2 separate regions of the Homo sapiens genome follow, and region 1 is linked to region 2. The links are chromatin contacts, found by Hi-C in ENCODE. All regions are on one chromosome and are shown on one strand. The core of a region is the stretch at or near the end of the contact, and the rest is flanking DNA. Distances in the headings are between cores, read along the strand shown. Region 1 holds the start of ZNF304 (zinc finger protein 304). Region 2 holds the start of ZNF614 (zinc finger protein 614).

Region 1 (4,544 bases), core at 1,867-4,366, 5.3 Mb after region 2:
ACTGTTTTTTGTTTTTGTTCTTTATGAGAGACGGTCTTACTGTCTCTCCCAGGCCGGAGTGCTGTGACACCATCAGAACTCTGTGCAGCCTTGGCTCAAGTCATCATCCTGGCTCAGCCTCCTGAGTAGCTGGGATTACAGGCTTGTGCCACCACACCCTGCTATTACTTTTTTTTTTTTTTTTTTTTTTTTTTTGGTAGAGATGGGGCCTTGTTACGTGGCTCAGGCTGATCTATTAATAGAATTCCTGACCTCAAGCAGTTCTCTTGCTTCAGCCTCCCACATTGCAGGAATTATAGGCATGAGCCTCTGTGCCTGGCCTTTTGGAAATTTTTAACACATCAAAACTTACTAAGTGCTAATTTAAGAATTTATTCCATACTCATTTCATGAGATAGCTGATATATTTGGGTTTATATACATCCTCTGGTTGTGTGTGTGCTTTTCTTTGCCTTACTTATTGTGTGTACTTTATTTTTTGTAATGTTTTCTTTACATTTACATTTTCTTTAAATTTGTAAGATATATACTCTGATTCAGTTAATGTTTAAGCTTTAAAACAGTTATTTAATACATTATAGAGTTAATGTATTTGCTCTCCTCAAGAAATATAAGAAACTTATATGTTAGTTAATTTGCCCATATGAGTTTATATACTATTGAGGATATGCATGGTAATTCCACCATTCTGTTTCCAGAAGTATTAATATTTTATTTTATTTTTTATTTTAATTTTTATTTATTTATTTATTTTGAGATGCAGTCTCACTCTGTTGCCTAGGCTGGAGTGCAGTGGCACAGTCTTGGCTCACTGCAACCTCCGCTTCCCGGGTTCAAGTGATTCTCCTGCCTCAGCCTTCTGAGTAGCTGGGATTACAGGCGCCCACCACCACGCCTGGCTAATTTTTGTATTTTTAGTAGAAACAGGGTTTCACCATGTTGGACAGGCTGGTCTCGAACTCCTGAGCTCGTGATCCGCCTGCCTTGGCCTCCCAAAGTGCTGAGATTACAGGCGTGAGCCACCGCGCCCAACAGTATTAATATTTTATACAGATAATGAGTGGTCTCATTAATCCATAGATGCACTCCTCTCTCAGATCCTCATTTCTTCTATCATCACAGACCATCACCTGGGATCACTTTCCTTCAACCTTAAGAAGGATCTTAAAAGTGTTATTTTATGCCAGTTATTTTTATCCATTAAATTTCTCATTTTGGGCTTCAAATAGTCTTATTTCAGTTTTTCTTAGCCAGTGCATTTGTCGTGCATAGAAATCTGCTGGCAGTTATATCTGTAACTGACTCCGTATGTTATTCCATGTGTTCCTGACACCTAAATTTATATTGGCTTTGAGTGGAGACAGATAATTTATATTATACATATATATAATTATGTATGTGTGTATATAAACTACATGTGTATATATATATAAATGCTGTGTGTATGTGTGTATATATATTTTTTCTCAAAGATATGAATTATTTCTATGTCATCTCATAAAATAAACCAGGTTATAAAATTTTAACTACAGTGACTCTTAAGTGGACAGTGGAGTTAAAAATTATGAAGAGCAATTAGTCTTGATAGTTCTGTGTTTTGAATCATACAGCCTATAAGAATGTGTCTTCTGGACGATAGACCTACCTGTAGTTTATGAAACCCTCTTGCATGTGATTTTTTTCAATTAAATGAGTCTATTGATATATTGGTGTGCTTTTGTGCAAAAATTATAACCATTAGGGGCTCCCACCTGTAATCCCAGCACTTTGGAAGACTGAGGCAGTTGGATCACCTGAGGTCAGGAGTTCGAGACCAGCCTGACCAACACGGAGAAACCCCATCTCTACTAAAAATACAAAATTAGCCGGGCATGGTGGCGGATGCTTGTAATCCCAGCTACTCGGGAGGCCGAGGCAGGAGAATCGCTTGAACCTGGGAGGGAGAGGTTGCAGTGAGCTGAGATCGTGCCATTGCACTTAAGCCTGGGCAACAAGAGTGAAACTCTGTCTCAAAAAAAAATTATAACTATTATCTATGATGCTATTTGATGAGTGAGGGAATAATTGTACTTTTTTCTTTTTTTTTCAAAATCACACTGATCCTGAAAAGGTGGATCTTTGATTTATCTTCCTAAAGCAGTGTATGTGAGAACCTTGTGTTGAGGAAGACTGATAACAGCTTGTATGTATTTAGCACGATGTGCCAGGCCTGGTGTTAAGTACTTTTTACCTCACTTCCCATATTCCTAATGAGGTTGGTTGTAGTGTTTTTCATCTTACTGATTTTTTTTTGTTTGTTTTTGTTTTGTTTTGTTTTTGGCTAATGACTTTAAAAGACCTCCAGTTCTTGAACTTCAGCTAGGGTCCCATCCCCAGAGTTTATCAGAAGGTATAGGTTGGGTCCAAGAATTCACAGGTTTTTTAAGTTCATAGTGAAGCTGATGCTGTAAAACTACATATCAAATTGGGAAGCAATGAATTAGAAGAGGCTCATGTTTTCGTCATGTTACATGTAAGTTCCTCCTTCACTTTTCGCCATGAATAAAAGTTCCCTGTGGCCTCACCAGAAGCAGATACGGGCACCATGCTTCCTGTACAGCCAGCAGAAAGGTAGCTAATTACATCTCTTTTCTTTATATGTTAGAAAAATTAGAAGGACATTCAATGTTTTACAAAAAGGCCCACAAACGAAATACAGACAACGTTCAATTTATTAATACGTTTCAATCCCCAAATCTGAGAGAGGTGAAGCAGGTTTCCCAGGGCCTCAGAAGCAGGATTGAAGAATGGGTCCCTTGCTGGCGACTTCAGTGGCGTGGCATTGTCCCAGGTGGCCATGGAAATCAGGGTGCATACCCTTTAAAAGCAGCTGTGGCCTCCGAGATATCGTTTTCCCAGTCTTTTCTCCCCCTCCCTGCACGACGCCTCTTGGCAGACATCCGGGAGAACCCGAAAGGCGCTCGTTGCCTGGTTGGATGCAGGGTACAAACTACGTTACCCAGAAATCTGTGCCCAGCTCATTGTTAGCCGGCGTGCAGCCAATGACAGCCCAGAAACTGGGCGTTTCCTGCTGCTCTGGGCTGCAGGGGCGAGACTTCTGGCGTCGCCGTCGTGACGTATTTTTCCTATGCCCGGTCCGTGCATTCTGGTTGTGAAGGCTGAGTTCTAGAGATCGGGTCGGCTTTCTACGCGGCTCTCGTGGAACCTAGCAAAGAAAGACAGTGAAGACTGCAGGACCTTCCTTCGCGCTTTTGTTACAATCCATGACCCCTGTCGTGGGACGGGCGGCCTCTCGCGGAGGTGTCTGCCGGGGCTGGGCTCTTACCGAGGCCTCCACACACGTCCTCTTGTCCTTGTCTCCCCCAGAAGCAGCCGCCTTAGTCTTGTGAGCGTTTTTACACCGGGTAGATTGAGACTTGGAGTGCTACACTCAGCCCGAGGGCGTCCAGCGCGGTGGAGGCGTGGGGTTTCGGCTGAGCCCACAGGGCACAGACTGTTCATCCGCTTCTCATGGCAGCGGCGGTGCTGATGGACCGGGTTCAGGTGAGTGGGGGCATCCCTCAAGCGCACCCCGGCCTGGTTGGTGTGTCCTGGGATGTTCGCTCTCATCGCGCACTTCAGGGTGCTCACTCCGTCGCATTATGTGGAGGGGTTCCGCTCCCCTCATCAGTGGCATAAGGTGTGGAACGGACTCGAAGGCGCAGGGGCAGTTCGTACAAATGCATGCATGGAGAGGAGAATGAGTTTGGGGAGTTCCGGGAACTCTCTGTGCCTGGTGAGAACAGGGACTAGGGGGTCAGAGGTAGGCCTGGAATGGCCGCCCGAGGAGCTGGTCCTCTCTTCTGAGGGTGCTGGGAGTCATGCAAGGTTTGGTACAGAGAAGGGAGGTCCTCTGACGCAGTTCTTAAAAGGCTCCCTCTGGCTGCAGAGTGGGTAGACTAGGGATTATAGGGTAGACGGGGAGATCAAGATGAAGTCTACTGAAATAGTCCAGGTGAGCGTTGATGGTCTGGGCCAGAGTGGTGGCAGCAGAGGTTAGAGAATGTATGGGTTTTGGGTTTTGTATGTATTTTATAAGGAAGGCTGACCAGATTCTCTGATGAGACATAGTGATGATATCCTGGGATTCTTCACATGACTGTCTTCACTTGAGACAGGGGGCAGTGAATGGAGGTCATTTCTAGTTTAGTGTCCTGAATCCAGGCCATGAGTTGTATGGAGTTATGTGGAGAAGTCCCCACCTGGCGACCAATGGGATGAGTACTGCAAAAGTATATCAGACCTAGGAACAGGTACGCTCAAATGCTTGTAGGATTGAGTTTGGAGCGCTCAGGGAATCTCAGGTCTTAATTACCTTTGTTGGAAACAGGTATCAGAGGAAGGAGTTAGGCAGGAATGGCTGGCCGAGGTGTCTTGAGTGTGGTAAAAGTCGTGGGAGATTTGGAGCAGAGGAGGGAGATGATCTGACTCAGATTTTAACATGCTCTCTCTGGCTTTCAGGTTGAGAACAGACTGTGAGCATGAGGGAGCAGCTACTGCAGTAG
Region 2 (4,442 bases), core at 1,490-3,989:
AACACAATTATCCCAGTATATACTTCCTTAAGTTCAACTGACTTCTTCAGGCCACCATAAATCTATCAAAAAATCAAAGGGAAAATATCACCTGGGTCTTGATCATTTTCTTCTGTGCTCAGAAAATAGTGGATAACATGGACTATACGTCTTTGTCTCTTCTGCATTTGCCATGAAGTTTTTGAAGTTTTCCTAGTCAGAAATATTAGTGTCCACTTAAAGTTGTCCCCAGAAATTATGATATCCAAGGCCAGCAACCTCCTTCTTCTTCCTTCATTGCTTCACTTGAGTTATTTTGCTTCTGGGAGCCAGGACCTGAGGACTGATAAACAAAATGGCTTTCAGTGTACATTAACCCTGGGTCCAGACATTGTCACTGCTGCTCTGCACTTACCTTAAATAAAAGACCCTAATATTTCTAACAGTTCCTTTATTTGCTGCCTCAGAGGTTTTCATGGTTCTAAATGTGTGAAATCTATGCCTTTCTTTTGTGAAGTAGAAGTGGCATGACTATTATAGAGAAGGTGGGAAAGCAGAACCAGCACAGCACAATGCCTCAGAGGCAGGTGTCTGGGGAAAAGAAAGAGAGATCAGACTGTTACTGTGTCTATGCAGAAAGAAGTAGACATAAGAGGCTCCATTTTGTTCTGTACTAAGAGAAATTCTTCTGCCTTGAGATGCTGTTAATCTGTAACCCTAGCTCCAACCCTATGCTAGCAGAGACATGTGCTGTGTTGACTCAAGGTTTAATGGATTTAGGGCTGTGCAGGATGTGCTTTGTTAAAAACGTGCTTGAAGGCAGTATGCTTGGTAAAAGTCATCACCATTCTCTAATCTCAACTACCCAGAGACACAATACACTGCGGAAGGCCGCGGGGACCTCTGCCTAGGAAAACCAGGTATTGTCCAAGGTTTCTCCCCATATGATAGCCTGAGATATGGCCTCGTGGGAAGGGAAAGACCTGACCGTCCCCTACCCCGACACCTGTAAAGGGTCTCTGCTGAGGAGGATCAGTAAAAGAGGAAGGCCTCTTTGCGGTTGAGATAAGAGAAAGGCATCTGTCTCCTCCTCGTCCCTGGGAATGGAATGTCTCCGTGTAAAACCCCATTGTCTGTTCTATTTACTGAGATAGGAGAAAACCGCCTTAGGGCTGGAGGTGAGACATGCTGGTGGCAATACTGCTCTTTATTGTACCGAAATGTTTGTGTGCGTGCACATCAAGGCACAGCACGTTTCCTTAAACTTATTTATGACACAGAGACCTTTGTTCACATGTTTTCCTGCTGACCCTCTCCCCACTATTACCTTATTGTCCTGCCACATCCCCCTCTCCGAGGTGGTAGAGATAGTGATCAATAAATACTGAGGGAACTCAGAGACCAGTGCCAGCGTGGGTCCTCCGTATGCTGAGTGCTGGTCTCCTGGGCCCACTTTTCTTTCTCTATACTTTGTCTCTTATTTCTTTTCTCAGTCTCTCATCCCACCTGACAAGAAACACCCACAGGTTGTGGAGGGGTGGCCCCCTTCAAGGTGAATTCTCAGACAGATCAATTTTAGGAAAGAGAACACATGGAAGGCTCCAAGAATGTCTTTAAAAACCACGTGTGCCCATGTACTGGTTCGAAAGTCTCTGTAAGCTCTTTGGGTATACATACCTCGTGTCAAGACCAATGTACTAAGCAAATCACAAGAACTGTCTCATTTCACATTATGCGCTAAAGGAGTAACTTTACCCAAGAGAGCTTTGTCCTTTGCCCACAGTTCCTATGAGGCAAACTCTAAGCCTTTGGAATACGCTGCTTGATAAAACTGTCTTTGGTTATCAGGGCAATTTAAGCCATGCCAAATTGTCTATCCTAATAATGTGATTTACTGTGGGAGACCTTGGACCACGTGGTATTAGTTTGATATCTGGAGGAGCTGGAGATTGAAGTCAGCCTCATAGGCAGTCAATTGTGTGTGTGTGTGTTAACTGATATCCAATAAAACTCTGGACACCAAGGCCTAGGTGAGTGGCAACAATGGTTACAATGGCTGGCAATAATAATATAAGGGTGTATATATAAGAATATGATAATTTAAAAACGTATGAAGCAAAACAGAATGAGAGAGGATTAGACAATTCAACAATAATAATTGAAGACTACATTACCCTACTTGCAATAATAAAGAAAACAAATAGAAACTCAGCAAGGATACCGAAAACTTGAACAACATTATCAACCAACTAGACTTAACGAACATTTAACACTGCACTCAACAGCAGTAAAATAAACATTTTTTTCAAGAGCACATGTTATATTCTTCAGGAAAGATAATATCCCATGTGATAGCCTGAGATAGGGCCTCATGGGAAGGGAAAGACCTGACCGTCCCCCAGCCCAACACCCGTAAAGGGTGACTCACAAGGGCCCCAGACCCAGACAGAGTCGGACTCGTCGCTGATTTCCTCAGACTCTTCATCCCTACAGCCAAAGGACCCGTCATTAACGCCCCGCTTCCTCAGCGACTGCGTTCAAATACAGCCCCAATCAGGACGCTCCACGCACCATCGGTACACAGACCCACAGGCCGCGAGTCCATGCCCAGAACTCGACTCACCCGAGCCCGAACCTCTCCAGACACCACTGGCAGCGACAAAACGCCGCATCCACGTCCGAAAACGCTTCCTATTCAGACGCGCTCCTGCGCGGACTCCGGGAAGCTGAGCGGTAAAGACCGTGAAGCGAGGCGAGGACCACGGAGCCTGCCCGGGATCGCGAGTTCAGACTGCGGGCGCCGCTCTATGAGGTCACAGGGCTGCGCCCATCGCAGCGTTTCTGACAGGAGCGGCCATAATGGCTGTGGGAATCACTCTTAGTCACCTCAGTGCCTTTCTCTCTTCGTTGCAAGGGACACTCAAGAGTCGGGTGCCCAGCCAAGGCCAACACGGCGCAGTGGCATTCTATTCAGCCTGCTGTGGAAAAAAGATGGCGGCGCCCTTTGTGCCCATTATAGCTGAGAGTGGAGCCTTAGCTGGAGCACCATGGGCACGGCCATCTTAGAGGAAGGCAGCAGCCGTACGGCAGAGAAGATGCTCATATCCAGGACAATTTGGAAAAATAAACAAGGTTTGAAGAAGTCACGGTGCTGGCCAGGAAGCGGTCACAGAGTTGCCAAAACCAGTGGTCACTGAAAGTGTTAGATTTGGGGATAGGGCGGGGGTTCTGGGCTGGGTAAGGCTTTTGTGGGTTAGATTAGACTCTGACTGAATGGACGAAGCCGAGAACAGGAGTGATGCTCCATTAAATGCTAATACCCACATGGGGCTTGCTATTAAAACCACTGCCAGTGGGGAAGGGGATGAGGAGGTGAAGGTGCAACTGTGTTAATATCTACATGTTTCCTTCCAGAAGTAAAGGAAGATGACAGTGGGGCACTTAAGAATATGAAATTATTAGAATGCGATCATCCTACTTTGCAATGTTTCCAGATTTTTTAAAAAGTCACACTTAAAAAATATTAGTTCTATTTTTGCAGATGTTGGCGTTGTAACTGTAGAAGATTTAAGTAAATATTGTATTTTTGGAAGGCAACCTAGAGCCAATTTAATTTTTTCGTTTTCTTTGACACAGCAATTCTAAAAGCTATCTAGGCAAATCTGTCTTAATATTAACCACAACTTTTGTAATTTACAAAAAAAGGGAATTACAATGAGAGATGAATACTTTGGTAAATTATGGAACATCTGCTGAACTGTAAGAGTATATATCAATTTAAAAGAATATGCTACAATTGTTTTATAAAAAAGAAAACTTTGTCAGAGGACAAAAAAATGATCTGCAGGATAGTATATATTTTATGGTCTTGTTATTGGAAGAAATCATAAACATCTTTTGGAAAATTGTGATTGGTTAAACAAGACATTTAGTTTGAATTAATATTGTTTGTGTTCATAGGTAGAGAATGCCATGTTTTTACTTGAAAAATATTCCCAATTTATACTTAATTTTACTATCTTTGTACCATAATCATGAATATATTATAAAACATGTTGATCTTAGAAAATAGGTATGATGATGTATAATAAGTTCATGGCATGATAAATGCAAAATAGGCTGTTTTCTTTCAGAAAATAAATATGCTCATGCATTTGAAAAATTCTGGAGAATATACTAACAATATTTGACTGTTCCGTACAATTATGGTGACTTAAAATTTCTTCATTTTACTTACGTTTTGTAATTTCTAGAGAATAAGAATTTCATGTTCGTATTTCTTGAGTGTTATAACATATTCCATCCAGGATTAAATTTCAGCCCCGTTCATCTGGAATGTTAATCTCTGGTAGGTAAGTTTAGCACCTGGTCCACAGGACTATGAGCAGCCCATGATGGGACCTTCACTGATCATTTCCAGGAGTGGGCTGATAAAACTTTGCCGTGGCAGGCTGTGCTGATTC

Evidence for each region. Hi-C counts contacts between places; a loop is a spot of excess contacts on that map. Pooled maps may share reads with other maps.
Region 1: a loop to region 2 is called in a pooled map, with 10 times the contacts of the local background. The contact joins the promoter of ZNF304 here to the promoter of ZNF614 in region 2. A Hi-C loop is called at or near these places in 4 of 50 pooled maps.

What each region holds. Positions count from the first base shown.
Region 1 is chr19:57,348,155-57,352,698 of GRCh38, forward strand. It overlaps ZNF304 (zinc finger protein 304), which reads left to right and starts at 3,117. Exons shown (of 3, transcript NM_020657.4): 1 at 3,117-3,543. The coding sequence starts at 3,511. RefSeq lists enhancers at 2,293-3,152, 3,110-3,199, 3,153-4,011, 3,350-3,419.
Region 2 is chr19:52,025,640-52,030,081 of GRCh38, forward strand. It overlaps ZNF614 (zinc finger protein 614), which reads right to left and starts at 2,740. Exons shown (of 5, transcript NM_025040.4): 1 at 2,603-2,740; 2 at 92-322. The coding sequence starts at 106. LOC112268244 (a long non-coding RNA gene) reads left to right here and starts at 760. Exons shown (of 2, transcript XR_002958414.2): 1 at 760-899; 2 at 1,473-4,141. RefSeq lists enhancers at 1,227-1,997, 2,468-3,227.